Regions from separate parts of the Homo sapiens genome. Here region 2 is linked to region 1. A link is a loop called in an ENCODE intact Hi-C map of the cell type or tissue named here. Cell type or tissue: right lobe of liver. All regions are shown on one strand.

Evidence for each region. Hi-C counts contacts between places; a loop is a spot of excess contacts. Peaks named below come from ENCODE experiments on the same cell type or tissue, not always from the same donor. Only the 100,000 strongest peaks of a DNase experiment are listed, where the experiment ranks them.
Region 2: it touches region 1 in a loop (2.8-fold over the local background); 67 of 110 quality-filtered maps call a loop at or near these places.

The regions. Positions count from the first base shown.
Region 1 is chr4:22,421,773-22,429,772 of GRCh38, reverse strand. It overlaps ADGRA3 (adhesion G protein-coupled receptor A3), which reads left to right. Exons shown (of 19, transcript NM_145290.4): 11 at 5,421-5,582. Among named protein-coding and RNA genes, the nearest start is that of MIR12115, 90 kb to the left of the region's middle. In right lobe of liver, no CTCF peak of the experiment used is centred here; no DNase peak of the experiment used is centred here.
Region 2 is chr4:22,611,231-22,619,230 of GRCh38, reverse strand. No RefSeq gene overlaps it. Among named protein-coding and RNA genes, the nearest start is that of ADGRA3, 99 kb to the right of the region's middle. In right lobe of liver, no CTCF peak of the experiment used is centred here; a DNase peak (open chromatin) is centred at 4,880.

The DNA of each region.
Region 1 (8,000 bases):
TAGGGGGACTCATTTTAAAATTAATTTTTAGCTTGAGGTTTTTAAGAACACGAAAGTAGTATAAAGGACCTGTTTGAAGGTCAACTTGTGTTTCCAAATTGTCAGAGAATAATTTTTTTTTTTTAACCTCCTTCTACCTCTTGCCCAGGTCAAAACAGGCACGTTTCCTGGCTCTCCTTCCATGAAGCTGAGTGATTGCTGGCTAGGCCTGATGCTGGAGGTGGTGTCCTTTGAGTTTCTAGCTTTGTAACAGGGGGTCTTTTCCTGGTACCCTGTGTTGGCATGGCCTAGGCCCTGTGTGGAAGTCAAAACATACCTCGTGGTCATCAGAGTTCAACCTCAGAGCTCTTTGGATTTCTGCTGTTCTTTGGTGACTGGGTTTTGGAGGAGGATCTATTTTCCTACTTCTCAGTGATGCATTAACAAAGATAACTGTTTTCCTTTCAGCATTTTTTCACTTTCTGCTGGAGAGTTCTCCAGAGTACTCAGTCCTCTGTACTTCTAGAAAAGGAAGTGCACGTACGTGTTTGTAATCTCATTTATTTCAGTAACACCTTAGGGTAGAATCAGTATTTTGGCATGTTTTATCTTTTAATATATTTAATATTTACAGATTAGCACAATTACAACTAAATTTATTGTTCAGTTTTTTTTAAAGTTTTGAATGTGTGGACTTTATGAGGATCAAGCATGAGACCTGATGGTAGACACATCATCTCTCCTGAAGAATTATGATTATTACATGATCTGAGAACTCCTGCCATGCCTTATGTGCAATAATCTTCTTGACCTCTTTTCCCCTTCCACCCATTTCTTCAGTTCCTCCACTGTTACCCTCATCCTCATCATTCTCTTTACTCCTATACCTCAGTAAAATCAGAGCTTTAACCTTTGCCATAACCCTGATGATGATTGCAGTCAGACTCTTGTTGAATAGCAAATGCTTACCTAAGCAACCTGCTGAGAAGTCTGCAGAGGTATCCTGTGGCACGTAAAGCCAGATGTGAGTTAAGAGTGACAAATACACTTTTAAAACTTGACTTTCAGAATGCAGCAGTTCCATCATTAATCAGTGTAATAACATACCTTGAAATAGGTATGATCTCAGTAGTGTACTAAATTTGGAACTAGGAGAACATCGTGAAGACTACTTGAGCTTAATAGGATCAGCTGCTGCAATGATGATAATGTAGGTTCCTCTATTTGTCATCTCCAAAACCATTGCTCCACCTATGCATGTGTCTGTTAATTCTTGCTTTTCTGGTTGTTAGAATGAACAAAAGTATTCTTTTGCTACTCGATGATTGAAAATGTAAATATGGAACGGCCTAGATCACTTGGCCTTTCTCAAAAACTCCATGAATTGCTTAATTTATATTTTTACTGGGTATGTGAAGATATTTGTCTTCTGCTTTTTTTTTTTCTTATTTTACCATGGACTGAGATGTTCTGAGCACTTGTAGAGTTCTTGGTCCCATTTTACAAATGAGTAAACTGAGTCTCACAGAGGCTGATTTGCTCAGGGACATCTAAACTTGTGACAGACTTGAGATCTCAACCTAGGAGTATTTAACTCCAAGTCACATAGATATTATGTCTTCAGTGTTAAAGACTATACATTAAATATCATCAAGTTTAGTTTACGTATTATCTTGTATATTAATATGATAACATCAGAAATGTATTAAATTAGCAGATGTTTTTGACCTAATTTTGATAAAACTTCCAAGCCATTTGTATATTAAGAACTTGAAATATCCTGTCTCTTACAACATTTGACATTGAGCACTTTCATTGCCATTAATGTGGTGCATTTGTTTCTTCCCCATTTTATCTTCGATAAAGTCCATTTGCTCATGCTTTCGGTTGTTCCTCCCACTTTAGTGTGACAGGTGCAAGAACAGGTGGAGGAGTCCTTCTGACCCTTTTGTGGCTGGAGTGGCCTTCGGGGAATGAGGCCAAGGAGAAATCTGATGCATGCTCCTTACACTGGTTGCAGTTTTTAAATGAGCTTTGTGTGTCAAATTTCAGGAATACTTTTTTTAATCCAGTGTAATTTTTCATGCATTGTTACCCCTTTTGTGTCACTTTTTGCCACTGTGACATATTCAGAGCTACTTCTGTAACCAAGCTACAGAAGCATATAACATTTTCTGATTATCTGCTCTAGGGAATATTTTGGCAACAAATCCCTTTCCTCCATTCTTAGCCATTTGGAGTGAAATAATGAGAAAAATAGCTTGTTCTCAACTAAAGCAATTACTGTTGTTCGTCCTGTACCTTCTTAGAGATATTTGTTGTTTTTTTTTTTATAATTATTAACACAAGTTAATTTCTTTACTGGCATTATCTAGCAGGGCATAGCAGTAGTTCTTTGATCATGTAATAATGATGAATTTTTCAAGAAAGATGACGTGCCCATCAGATCTCATGTCAGGTCCCTATAAAATTCCTACATTTAAAACTTCAGAGAAGTATTAAACAATAAGTTTAGTTGTAACTTTGCTAATCTGTAAGCACTGCCTATATTTCAGTGGTGCCTTACAATAAAATCAATATTTTTGTGTATTTTAAAGTTTTGCATCCAGTGGGAATTTTATTAATATTTTTGTTAGCCATAAAGCATATTTCACCATGTTATCTCTTTTACCTCTTTTATTTTTGCATAAAATCTTCAAATAACAGTAAGTCAGAATAATAGACAAAATCTTAACTAAGTTATTCCAACTACTGTGAATTCCCATTAAGACTTTGGACTTACTAGTTTAGCATCTGTATAAACGGCTGATTGACAGATTCAGTAACTGACATAGCAAGAGTCAATACCCTTCTTTATAACTCCAGAAGTAAGGGCTTCTAGTAGAATGACATTCACCCCCATATCTGTCTGTTAGTAGGAACATGAACTAGGATGCTAATGTTCCAATGAATCATAAAAAAATGAACCAACTGAGGATTCTGCAGAGCTTGATTACAGGCTCTTCTTAATTATTTGTCATTTGATCTTGTTAATATCTTCGGTTTGGGGGGAAGTACCCCTTGAGAATGTGTTAGTTCATTAAAATAGGGTGTTTGGATTAAATTTCATTATTCTGTATCCTATATTTCTCTGCATATTTCCCTTGTAGCAGTTATCACAATCTAAATCACTTTTTAAAAATGGATTTATATGCTTGTTTTGCATTTTCTTCACCAGACTATAAGGTTGAAGATAGAGCTTGTTTCTTTCTTTTGCTGCTGTTGCACCAGTGTCTGGCTCACATTGGCCCTCAATAAATAGTCAGTGAACAGTAATCATGAACATTTAAAATGAATATTGATACATATCGGATACATGGACATTGATAACTGTTGGCTTCTGCATCAGCTCTTGTACTAGTGAATAAGGATATAAACGTAAGACATTTTGTTGTCTCTACCCTCAAGATGTTTACATTGGAGGTAAAATAAGGAAAAAGTTGTGATACATTATGGTAAGGGCAGTAAAAAGTCAGAAAACTTATTTTAATAGGATCAAGCTGGGGAGAGTGGGACTTTACAGAGGGTCAAGTGGCAGTTTAGTTGGATGCATTGGTCCTATTTTTACGTGAACACAGACATACAAATACAACCCTTCTACTACCTCTAGAGTCTATCATCTTAAAAGAGAGGCCAATTTCGGGATTAAAACAGTAAAAGCGCCAACATTTTTTGAGTGCTTGCCATGTGCCAGGCACGGTTTTAGGAACCTTGTATTTATTATTGGAACTTAATCTCCACAACATTCAGAAAGACAGGACTATTATTATCTGTAGTTACGAAGAAGGGAAGTGGAGATACCAAGAGGTGAAGTGTTCAGGCTAGGTACTCACGGTCAGCATTTGAAGTCCTGTTCTCATCTATGTATTTACTGTGGTTGCTTCACCCCGTGGTTCCAGGGTTGGGATCTGGTGGATTTCCAAAGGCCTGACTTTTTTGTAAAGTGAACCAGGGTGGGATGGACTGAACTTCTTCCAAACCCTCTTCAGCCCCCATAATTATACGTTGTGTGAAGTGTATTGGATACAAAACGGGATTGAAATCTCAGCGGAGATCTTCTGGGATGATCAAAAGACATCTCTTAAGACAGACCCGGCTTTCTGGCTTTGCACTGGGACTTAACGCCTTTTAATGCTTACTACTTGATTAGAGGTCCAGCCAGCTTGCAAATTGTCTGATCCTACCTCTGGAATGTTTTTGTTGCTCCTTCTGCTGCATGTCTCCCTCTTATAAACGTTTTGCTCAATACAAAATCCTCTTGACACCAGTACGTCTCATTAGCCCTAGACGGTTCAATTTATTTCTCTCAGGTGAGACGTATGAGTTATAGTAAACAATAGTTGGTTGACTTTTCAGTGGCATTTCCTGACAGATGTTTACATCTGTAAGTTACGAAGTGAGCGAATAAAAAGAATCCAGTAAATGAAACAAGTAAAACAAACAGTGGAAGAGTGCATTTATTTTATTGTATTAGATCTTAAAAGCATTCATTGAGTTGGGAGGAAGGGAAGATGCAGTTCATTCTAGGTATAGGAAACCACGTGTGCAAGGGGATGGGGGTGAGATCATACAACACATACAAGGACGTAGCAGTAGCTAGGCATCCCTGCATTGTTGAATATGAGCAGAGACTAAAGAGGTGGGTAGTATGCCTGCCTGCCTGCCTTTTTTTTTTTTTTTTTAAGAGTGTCTCACTCTGTTGTCCAGGCTAGAGTGCAGTGGCACGATCTCGGCTCACTGCAGTGTCTGCCTCCCAGCTTCAAGTGATTCTCCTGCCTCAGCCTCCCAAGTAGCTGGGACTATAGGCATGGGCCACCATGCCCAGCTAATTTGTTTTGTATTTTTAGTAGATATGGGGTTTCACCATGTTGGTTAGGATGGTCTCGAACTCTTGACCTCAAATGATCCACCCACCTCGGCCTCCCAAAGTGCTGGGATTACAGGTGTGAGCCACCACGCCCTGCTGGCGGTGTGTATTTCTTAATAATAATAGTTTGATTTAAGCTAATGCATGCACAAAAAGGAAGTGTTTATAAATGGTTTTCTAGATGAACAGTCAAGATCTTTTTATTCTGGTATTGTGTGACATCCTTTCCTTCTCTTTAATTAATCTAATTGCCTTTCTTTTCCTCCATTTGAGATAACACCTGGCAGTCTTTTCACCAGTGATGTGGTGGCCACTTACATATGCTCTTTTGAGCTAAATACCACCAAATGGCTATACTTGAAATAACTGTTCATATCTGAAGATGTTTTCATGAGAAACAAGTAAAGTGCCTGTTGGGTTCTCATGTGGAATTTGAGACTGAAGGCCAATCTCACTGTCCATTAGGATTTTGATTCTACGAAATAGTTTATGGTGGTTTTAAAGATCTTTCTTTTTTCTCCTGAACCCCTGCTAGCTAGGTGACGTGATGGTTGACATTGCAAGTAACATCATGTTGGCTGATGAACGTGTCCTGTGGCTGGCGCAGAGGGAAGCTAAAGCCTGCAGTAGGATTGTGCAGTGTCTTCAGCGCATTGCTACCTACCGGCTAGCCGGTGGAGCTCACGTTTATTCAACAGTAAGTGTAACATTATCATAGACTCCTGAGAAAAAAAGTGCATTTCACACAGCTCTCACCCGAAAGAGATAGGTGTCTTCTCCATTATGGGGTGGATATCTTCTCTTACTGCTGATTATTACAGAATTTCTTCTTAACATTTTATAAGTTATAACATTTTATAAGTTATTACAGAATTTCTTCTTAACATTTTATAAGTTATAACATTTTATAAGTTATTACAGAATTTCTTCTAACATTTTATAAGTTAATTTTGCTTTTGAGTAATGTTTTCTTGGGAACTGGAAAATACTTTCTTAATCTTTAATTTGAATGTTTATCACCATCTAATCCACCGAAAGTGTTTCTGCAATGGAAAATAAGAACACTATTGTATTGCCCCACTGGCACATACCCATAGTCCATCTGAGCCTAATACTCTGTTCTGGGCCCTGAAGGATATTTTGAGAGAATATCTGATTGTTTGCCCAGGTTTCAATCTCAGAAGAGAACTGGGATGCCTTCCAACACTTGTGAAGCTATTGGCATTTTCAGTCAATCCCACTCTTGGGATAATGACTTATTAATAAATAATGATCACTCAATTACATAGTATTAAATTTTATTTATGATAAATTGAACAGTTGTAAATTTCTTGATATACTGCTTACTTTTTCGTCCTAAAAAGGTGGTGAATACAGTAAATAATGTGATATTTCCTTAGCAATCATAGTTTGATCTGGTCCATGATTTTCATTTCCTAATTATTTTACTGGGCTGACATAGTGTAGAATATTCTACACTTCCTCCTGTGATTTTACACAATTCAAGATTGCTATTTTCCTGTTGATCTCTGAGACCTTTTTTAGATGTTACCATGTTTTATTGCTCCCTTTGCTCAATTAAGTTTAGTATTTTCTTTTTGGAATAATAAATGGAGTCTCAGCATGGCTACTGTCTTTGTTTTTTGTTGCTGTGGTTTCTTTTTTTTTCAATATTTATTTATTTATTTTTGGGGGGATGGAGTTTTGCTCTGTCACCCGGGCTGGAGTGCAGTGGTGTTATCTTGGCTCACTGCAGCCTCCGCCACCCGTGTTCAAGCAGTATCATGCCTCAGCCTCCTAAGTAGCTGGGATTATAGGCAAGCACCACTATGTGTGGCTAATTTTTGTATTTTTAGTAGAGACGGGGTTACATTACGTTGGCCAGGCTGATCTCGAACTCCTGATCTCAAGCTATCCACCCGCCTCAGCCTCCCAAAAGTGCTGGGATTACAGGCGTGAGCCACCGCACCTGGCTAGGTCACTGTGTTTGTAATGTAAGTCAGTGGAGTTTCCCTCTCAGATTCATGACCTCAGTTGAGACTAGCTTGTCATATTTATGTCCACCTCCGCCATTTAGATCCATTTTAAATCTCATCCTTTAGCCATGCTTATTAATCAGCTGAAAGAACTTCCCCCCTTTCTCTGAACTGCATTCGTTTTTCTGACAACCCAAGGGTACAATAAAGGTCATAGTAGGAATTTGCATACCATCTCTATGTGTAAACAAAGTTCCAGGAGATGATACATCTATGTATAATAAGTAAAATGATATGGCTTCACAGGTGCCTCAAAATGACAGATTTCTTTCAACCAAGGTTTCATGTGTTGGGCCTAATGACTGCTGCTTGTCAGAAGATCTGGTGGTTGTTTACATGTGTCTTTGACTAGCAAAAAATTAGAATACACATTATTAACAAATAAGTTGAATTAAAAAGACTTTTCACTGTGTTTACATTGTGAGGCAAAAACTAATACAAAGATTCTTTATGCTTGAAAAGTTTGGGAACCACTAATTATTTTCTCTCACATGCATAAGACTTGCCAAATTTTACTTTACTTTTTGTATTTTTAAATTTGTATCTTATTTCCTAATAGATTGTAAGCATCGTGCATCAAAATTTCATACTTTAAAGAAAAAGACATCCATATGTGATACGTAGAATGGTGCCTTGCCTGTGGGATAGGCATATACTTAATCATCCTTAAAGGAGGGAGATGCCATGTTGTCCCTAGAATTTACGGTAAATCCTGTCACTCTGCTGGATGTGAAGGTGTGGCTCCTTGTCACTTCTCACGCCCACTCTGTCCTCCAGCGAGTGGGCCTGGTGGCTGTCTGTATTGACAGGTTGTATGTTTTGGTGGTTCCCCTTGGTTCACTTTTGTTCCTGAATTCCTTTAAAACTCTAGGGCAGGTGCCATATTTTTCAGATGATTTTTCTGACCTAATTTGCTTTTCAGATGATTTTTCTGACCTAATTTGCTTTTTTTTTTTTTTTTTTTTTTTTTGGAGACTGAGTCTTGCTCTGTTGTCCAGGCTGGAGTGCTGTGGCACAATCTTGGCTCACTGCAACCTCTGCCTCCCTAAGTTCAAGCAATTCTCTTCCCACAGCCTCCT
Region 2 (8,000 bases), 190 kb before region 1:
TTGGAAAGAAGAGTTGAGAATTGAGCAGATCTCAGATTTTGCAAGATCTTGAATCTGAAATAAAGCAGTCTAATGTCATTCTATAAGCAAAATATTTTCCATTTGCAGCTCAAAGATTTTGATCAGAAATCTGTATTTTAGAAGCTTAACATCTCAGCAGGGTGAGTCTGGGTTGAAAGTGGGAGACACTGGAGGCAGAGACACTGGTTTAGAGGCAGACATGATGATCTCACTGTGGGCAATTTTAAGCACACACCATGGTAATGGCCAAGGAAGAAACATGCTGGAGACACTCTAGAGAAAGTGCTCTGGACCTACCAATGGGTCATATGGGAAAGGAAACAAAGAAGCAAATGGCCCCAAAATTTCAGGGTCTGGACAGCTAAGAAATATGATGATAACACTGACCAAAACGGTGAAGATCAGAGGGGAACAGATTTTAAGGGAAAGACAACAAATTCTATTTTAGACACTAAAGTATCAAGGTCAAGCCATTTAGAAAGAAATTAGATATGATAAACTGAAGCTTAACTTAAGGCTACGCTCAAATGTCACTCAGAAAACCTTCCCCAAGTAACTTATCTAAAATACCTGACTCCTCCCTCACTCTCTAGCTCATCACCCTAATTTATTTTCTTCATTTCACTTCATGACACAATAAGACCGTATACATTTGTTTATTTGCTAATTGTTTGTACGCCCCTCCCCCACTCTCTAATGTAAGCTCAGCAAGAACAGGAACCTTTTCTTTCTTATTCATTGCTGTGTCTGCAGAGCCCAGGAGAGTGCCTGGCCCAGTAGGCTTTCAAGAACTATTTTGTGGAATAAACTCATCTTTATCTGGCAGCTTAATTGCCAAATATATACTCACAACCCAAGGTCACCTTCAACCTGTATAGAAACTTCTATCCTTTTATTATTAGGGCTTAAAATACACACAGAGAGACAGAGACAGAGAGAGAATCAAAAAAGGAAGACTAGCTAGTAAAGAATATTAAAATCTAAGACTGCATAAATTCGTGGCCAGGCGTGGTGGCTCATGCCTGTAATCACATCCCTTTGGGAGGCCGAGGAGGGCAGATCACAAGGTCAGGAGATCGAGACCATCCTGGCTAACATGGTGAAACCCCGTCTCTACTAAAAATACAAAAAATAAATTAGCCGGGCCTGGTGGGGGCGCCTGTAGTCCCAGCTACAAGGGAGGCTGAGGCAGGAGAATGGCGTGAACCTGGGAGGCGGAACTTGCAGTGAGCCGAGATCACGCCAATGCACTCCAGCCTGGGTGACAGAGCGAGACTCAGTCTCAAAAAAAAAAAAAAAAAAAAACCTGCGTAAATTCAAACGAGAACGGTCAGTGGAACAGAGTGAGTATAGATAGACTTGAACCCATGTGAGGATTTTGTGTAAGTAAAGTGGTAATCAGTAGAAGAAAGATATATGATTTTCATCAGTATTTTGAGCAAAACTGACCAACCACCCGGAAGACAAACATATCTGGATCCTATCCTCAAGCATTACACCAAAATAAATTTCAAATGTGTCAAATTTTTAACCATAAGGTAAGAAATCATCAAAAAAATTGTAAAAGTCATAGAAGAAAATAGCTCATTTTTAAAAAACAGCTGTAGATTGAGAAAAGCCTTTCTAAGAATGGTATGAAATGCATGCATCATTGTAGAATATTTAATTAATATACACATATTAAAGACATCCACACACATGCAAAAAAATTTTCATGACTTCAAAACACAGCAGACTTAAAACTTATTTAGAATATGGCACACAAGTATCTAATTCCTTTAATGTGCAACAAAACTATTATAAATAAAAACTAGATGTGTAGAAAATGGACAAGCTATAGAAAAATAAACACCAATGATTAGTAAACATAAAAGCACTGACCTCACTCATAATTTTTTTAAACGTTCATTAAAAACATGAAATAGCAATGCCAACAATTTCAAAGTCTGACAATGCTAAAGGCTAGAGGATGTGGGTGAAATAACAAACTCTCATACATTGTTGGTAGGAGTATAAATATATATTACCTTTTTATGGTCATTTAGCAATAATAACCAAAAATGTAAATTTCCATACTGTATTAGTCAGGGTTCTCTGGAGGGACAGAACTAATGGGATAGATGCATATACAAAGGAAAGTTTATTAGAAGAATTGACTCACAGGACCACAAGGTGAAGTCCCACAATAGGCCATCTGCAAGGTGAGGAGACAGGAAGCCAGTCCCAAAGTCCCCAGACCTCAAAAGTAGGGAAGCCAGTAGTACAGCCTTCAGTCTGTGGCCAAAGGCCCAAGAGCCGCTGGCAAATCACTGATGTAAGTCTGAGTCCAAAGCTGAAGAACTTGGATTCTGATGTTCGAGGGCAGGGAGCATCCAGTATGGGAGAAAGATGGAGGCCAGAAAACTTAGCCAGTCTAATCTTTCCATCTTCTTCTGCCTGCTTTTATTCTGGCCGCCCTGGCAGCTGATTAGATTGTGTCCACCCACATTGAGGGTGGGTCTGCCCTTCCCAATCCACTGATTCAAATGTTAATCTCCTTTGGCAATTGCCTCACAGACACACCCAGGAACAACAATACTTTGCATCCTTCAATCCAATTAAGTTGACACAATATTAACCATCACACACACCTTTTGGCCACATAATTCCACTTCTAAGAATTTAACCTGTAGGATATACTTGCATTCACAAAGATTACAAGAAGGTTCATTGACAAATTGCTTGTAATAAAAAATTTCTAAACACATACAATAGTTATCTGCCCTTACTATAGGACTTCTATTCAGTAGAATACAATGCAGTTATTGAAAACAATGAGGTAGATCTATAGGGACCAACAAAAAGGTGTTTACAATATACTGGTAAACAAAAGCAAAAAACAGAAGTAGCTGAAGAGCATCTACAGCATGGCCCTATACGTGTAAAAAGCAAAAAGACAAATATAAAAATCCCTGTAAATGCAACAAAAACTTTCAGAATGTTAGATAAGCAGTCCCTTATATAAGCAGCTCCTTACGTAGCATTCAGAAAGCTTTCATTGCATATACAAGGATTTTTGTATTAGTCTTCTTGCTTTTAAAGACATAGGGGGTGTGATTAAGGGTAAAGTGACCTTTTTGATTTTCGCCTTACACTCTCTCAGTATTGGAAACGTCTTTTATGATGAATATGATTAGTGTTAGAATTCACAAAAGGAAGCATAAAGCCCTCGGTGTTTCAGGCACAGTCTCCTTTTGACCCATCCCCCAAAAAGCATATCTAGTGTCTGCCTGCGACTGAAATGACAAGTCCTCAGGCCAGCCCAAGATATCTACCAACTGGAACATTAGGAAATCATGTCAATTTCCAGAATCTTCTGAAACTCTGCAGGAGTTGTTTTATTTTTGTTTGTTTGGTTTTTTTTTTTTTTTTTTGAAGAAAGTAATAATTAAGTCTAAGTCTAGTTTTCTTATCTTCAGTAATCATCAAAAACTTAACCAGGGACAACCAGAAATCCTAAAATAATTCATGTGCCTTAAAATACCCAACTTTCCTTCACTTGTTCAGTTGGTAATAACTTGGGATCTTCTCCACCACTGCCTGGGATCTTCTCCACCACTGCCAGGGGAGCTGGGAAGCTGAAAGAATGACTGGCAAGACCGTGCCATGGCAGGACGGTCTGTGGCCAGTCCATCGGAAGGCCAAACAATTCTAAACAGCTACATCACAGGTACACGTACACGTGCACATATGAACGTGTGTGTGGTGAGAGAGAGAGATTCCAAGCCAGTACCATCATTTCATCAAAGATGTTTAAATCCAGAAGTACTATATGTATTATTTATATTCATGCCTTGTTTCAAAATCATTTAAGGAAAAGAGATGAAATTTTTAAAATCCCCAAAGATCTAGATTATTATTCTTGCAACTTAAAATGAGTATATATTTCTACTTTGGAGTCTAAGACACCAGTAACATATTTTTAAGGCTTTAACTCACTTTTGCTGTGCCTGATCTTTTCCAAGAATTTAAAAGAGATTTCTTTAGAAAAATGAAAGAATATTTTCAATTATCCTTTGTCCTTGATTTTTTACAAGAGCTGTCATATAAAGCATAGTTTTTATAGTGTCCCACCTTTTTAATACATCAGAAAAATCATTAAAAATTGTCAAGATTGGATTTTCCTAACGTACCCTTTCTATACTAAATGATCAATTGAGTCTATCAGTTGGGATTGCCAGATACTTTAGAAAGAAATAAAAACAATTAGTTGAGAAAATTAAAGACAGCATTATGAATAAACTATGTACATTTTGCCAAACTGTATAACATTAGGCATAGGAACTGAGGCATGGATCATATTATGTCTATTCTGTTTTAATTGTCAATCTTGTCTCACTGGATGGTAGTCAGGGTTCCAGAGGGTTTTTTTGTTTCCTCAATGTCTACTTCTTTGACACCCTTTCTTGTCCTCCTATGAGATGTTTTCTTCCTGAGTCCCTTGCTAGGCCTACCAGTTGAGCATGAGGCACTGATCTCTGTGAGTTTATTCAGCATCTGATGCTACTAATATAAGATCTTTTTACCGTTAACTCCACAGATGATTTTTGCTGTTGCTGCAGGAGTGAAGAGGAGAGTGAACATGTGTTAAGCTCTTCTAGATACATGGCACACATTATTCATTTAGTGTTCATAGCAACACCATGCAGTAAATTTTATGGTTATCACATCTCTCTGATTTGCAATCAGTGGCTTACAGATGTTAAATAAGTTGCCCAGTGTTGCTCAGCTAATGGTGGTAGAGCTCAGACTTGAACTCAGGTCTGTGAATTCCAAAACCCATGCTACAGGCCAGGTCAAACTAAAGGGCAAGCCAGATGGCCTGCTGCCCAGGGGTGCTAATCTATAAAAAGCACAGGACATTACCGGAGTAAATCAGTAATGTGTTGTCAGTTCACTGAGGTTCTCATACACAAATCTTCACATAGTTATAAACTGATTGCACTGCTACGGAGCTACACTGCTCCTGTAAGTGGAAATAACACTGCCACCAGCACCAGTACTTGCTACCTCAATTGAGTATTTTTATGAAACACATTGCAGGTTGCACAGTGCAGCTTCAGGCCATGACCCACCAGCCAGGGGACACTCACATGAGTCTCATAATCCATTCACAGTCAGTTCAAATTCTAAACCCAAATAATGCTGGTCCAGTGCTTGTAATTGGGAATGCATTCAGTTGTAAATAGTTTTCATAATAGCTTCCCAAGAATTTCTTCACTTTGGACAACTACAAGTAATGAAGGAAAGAAATAAATCACGATTCTGGACATTAAAGAAGAGGAAAGCCTCTTATTTTCTAGTCTAAGGATCCTGCCATCGCCATCTGACCTTCCTTCTGACCACTAGGCAGAAAGACCTCCCATATTCCCTCCTTTCCCTGTGCATTTGTCCCTCATGTCACCTCTTCCTCATCCTGGTTGCTTCGTGCTCTCTTCTTCTGCTCTACTCTTTAACACAGGGTCAATCCTGCATATTTCCTTTAGCCTTGTTCCGGAAGGGCACAGCTCAAAGCTCCTCCTTCTCCAAGAGAAACACACATGGAAGGAGGTGGTATTTGTGTAGCACACACAGTGGACAAGACTGCTCTGCTGGAGGTGGGAGGGCAATGAGCTTAGAGATTTGGGCTGGCCCAGGCCCTGACTGGTAGACCCAGGAGCCAGGGGGCAAATACCGTGGCACACCTGTTTACTGCCCACAGTCTGCTGCCTGAGAAGCTCTGCCCTGAAGAACACTAGAACTTCCATAACTGTAAGCTGGGTCTAGATCTGATTTTCTCACTTATTATAAATACATCAAGAAAAATAAAACAGCAGATATAAGTAACGCACACTAAATGGGAAATAGGAATTTGAAGTCTAAAATGAAAATATTTGTTTCTGGAGAGAAAAAAAACAGATGGGTGGTTGAGAATGAACATGCATTTCATGTAACCAATACCTTGTTAAGGTTGTCAACTGAAAATTATAAGAGCTGCCTCTGAAAATATCCATAAAATATTGTACTAATTTATTAGTGGCTAAGTTAGATAAGGGCAATAAAATAAAGGAAATTTTATGGATTTCTATTTGGTCTACAATTTTTATAAAGCTTTAGAACTTTAATAAATGTTGTCTAACTTGTGTTAGCCACATCAAGGTTCTGCTTCTATTTTTTATTTTAAACGTCTATGGTTTCCCTTTAAATTAATCAAAAATGTTCTTCTTATAAAACTATAATAAGAACTATTTGCTTCCCTGGCTACAAATATTTAGATTACATAATCACTTTTTCTTTCCTTCTTAAGGTTGTGGTAAGTGAAAGATATTATGCATATAACAATAGTGACTATATTTATTGAGCACTTACTATGTGACCTGCACTACTCTAAGTATGAAACGTGCATGATAGCATTTAGTCCCCATGAAAACCTCACAAGGTAGGGATTGTCTCTGATAATCTCTATTGTAGAAGGCTAAATCAAGGTTTACAGATGCTAAGGAAATTGCCTGAAGTCACATGGCTACTAAAATGAAGAATTAGTCCTGGAACCCAGTCTTACTGACACCCAAATTTGTGATCTTACTTACTACATTCTACTGCTACAAAGTATTCTTTGAGTTGAAATAGATGTTTTCATTTGGAGAGACACTGAAATAATTGTTTCCTTTTTTTTTTTTTTTTTTAATAATACTCCTTAAAAACACAAGCTGGAATCTGCGCTGCCCAGCACCCTAGGGCTCTGTGAAGTTTTTCCATTTGAACAGATGGGGGATCTTGTAGGGAGCTAATCTTTTCATTCTTTATGTTCTTAAAAATAGACCCAACGGCTCAGTAATAAGCACCAACATTAACGTTTGTGATTAGTCCTGGTGATGACTTACCAGGACACAGAGTTTAGGAGTTTGGAGATCCTGCCAAGCTTAGCTGAAAGTGCACATCTAGAAGAAAAGACGCAAAAGTAGCCCATGGTTCCAGGAAATGGCAGAGGACTGATCCTTCATGTCATGTTTTGGAAAAATGAGAGTTATCAAATGTTTAATAGAAGGCAGTTTGAGACAGTGGAAAGAACTCTATGTTGAGAGGCAGACCGACTTGGGTTCAAATATGGCCCCATGAGGGTTTTTGTTTGTTTCATTCACTTTATGCCCAATATAGTGCCTGTTACATAATACGCCCTCAGTATTTTCTGAATGAATGACTAAATGGGTAAATTAATAACTTACTGAACCCTCAGTTTTCTCATCAAAGTAATAGGTGTTTCTCAGAAAATGTCAGCTTTAAAGTTTCAAATACACAAAAAAAAAACTTTTATAAAACTGTTTCTCTGGCTTTGTCCCATCTCACAAATGATTTCTAGAGGTCTTCAGTTTGTTCCACCTGACTCATAAACACACCATGTACCATCTATCACCTACCACCTGCCAATTTTCTCCCCATTTACACCAAACACCTGCCGAGATACCTCCTGCAGCAGCCTTGGATCTCAATACCCAGGTGATAAGCAAACTACCCCAGGCAATGGTGATGCCACAGGCCTTACTCTACCAGCTCCCAGCAGTTGCACCTGTCCCCAGGCGAAAGGCACCAACTATCAGTAAATGTCCCAAAGGAAACAGAGGCCACATTCAGATTGAGATAAGTTTAAAAAGGATTATATAGAAAGGGACTATAATGCTGAGCGAAGTGGCTCACACCTGTAATCCCAGCACTTTGGGAAGCTGAGGCGGGTGGATCACTTGAGGGCAGGAGTTCAAGACCAGCCTGGCCAGCAGGACAAAACTCCATCTCTACTAAAAATACAAAAAATTAGCTGGGCGCGGTGGCTGGCGCCTGTAGTCCGAGCTACTCAGGAGGCCGAGGCAGGAGAATGGCGTGAACCTGGGAGGCGGAGCTTGCAGTGAGCTGATATCACGCCACCACACTCCAGCCTGGGCCACAGAGCAAGACTCCATCTCAAA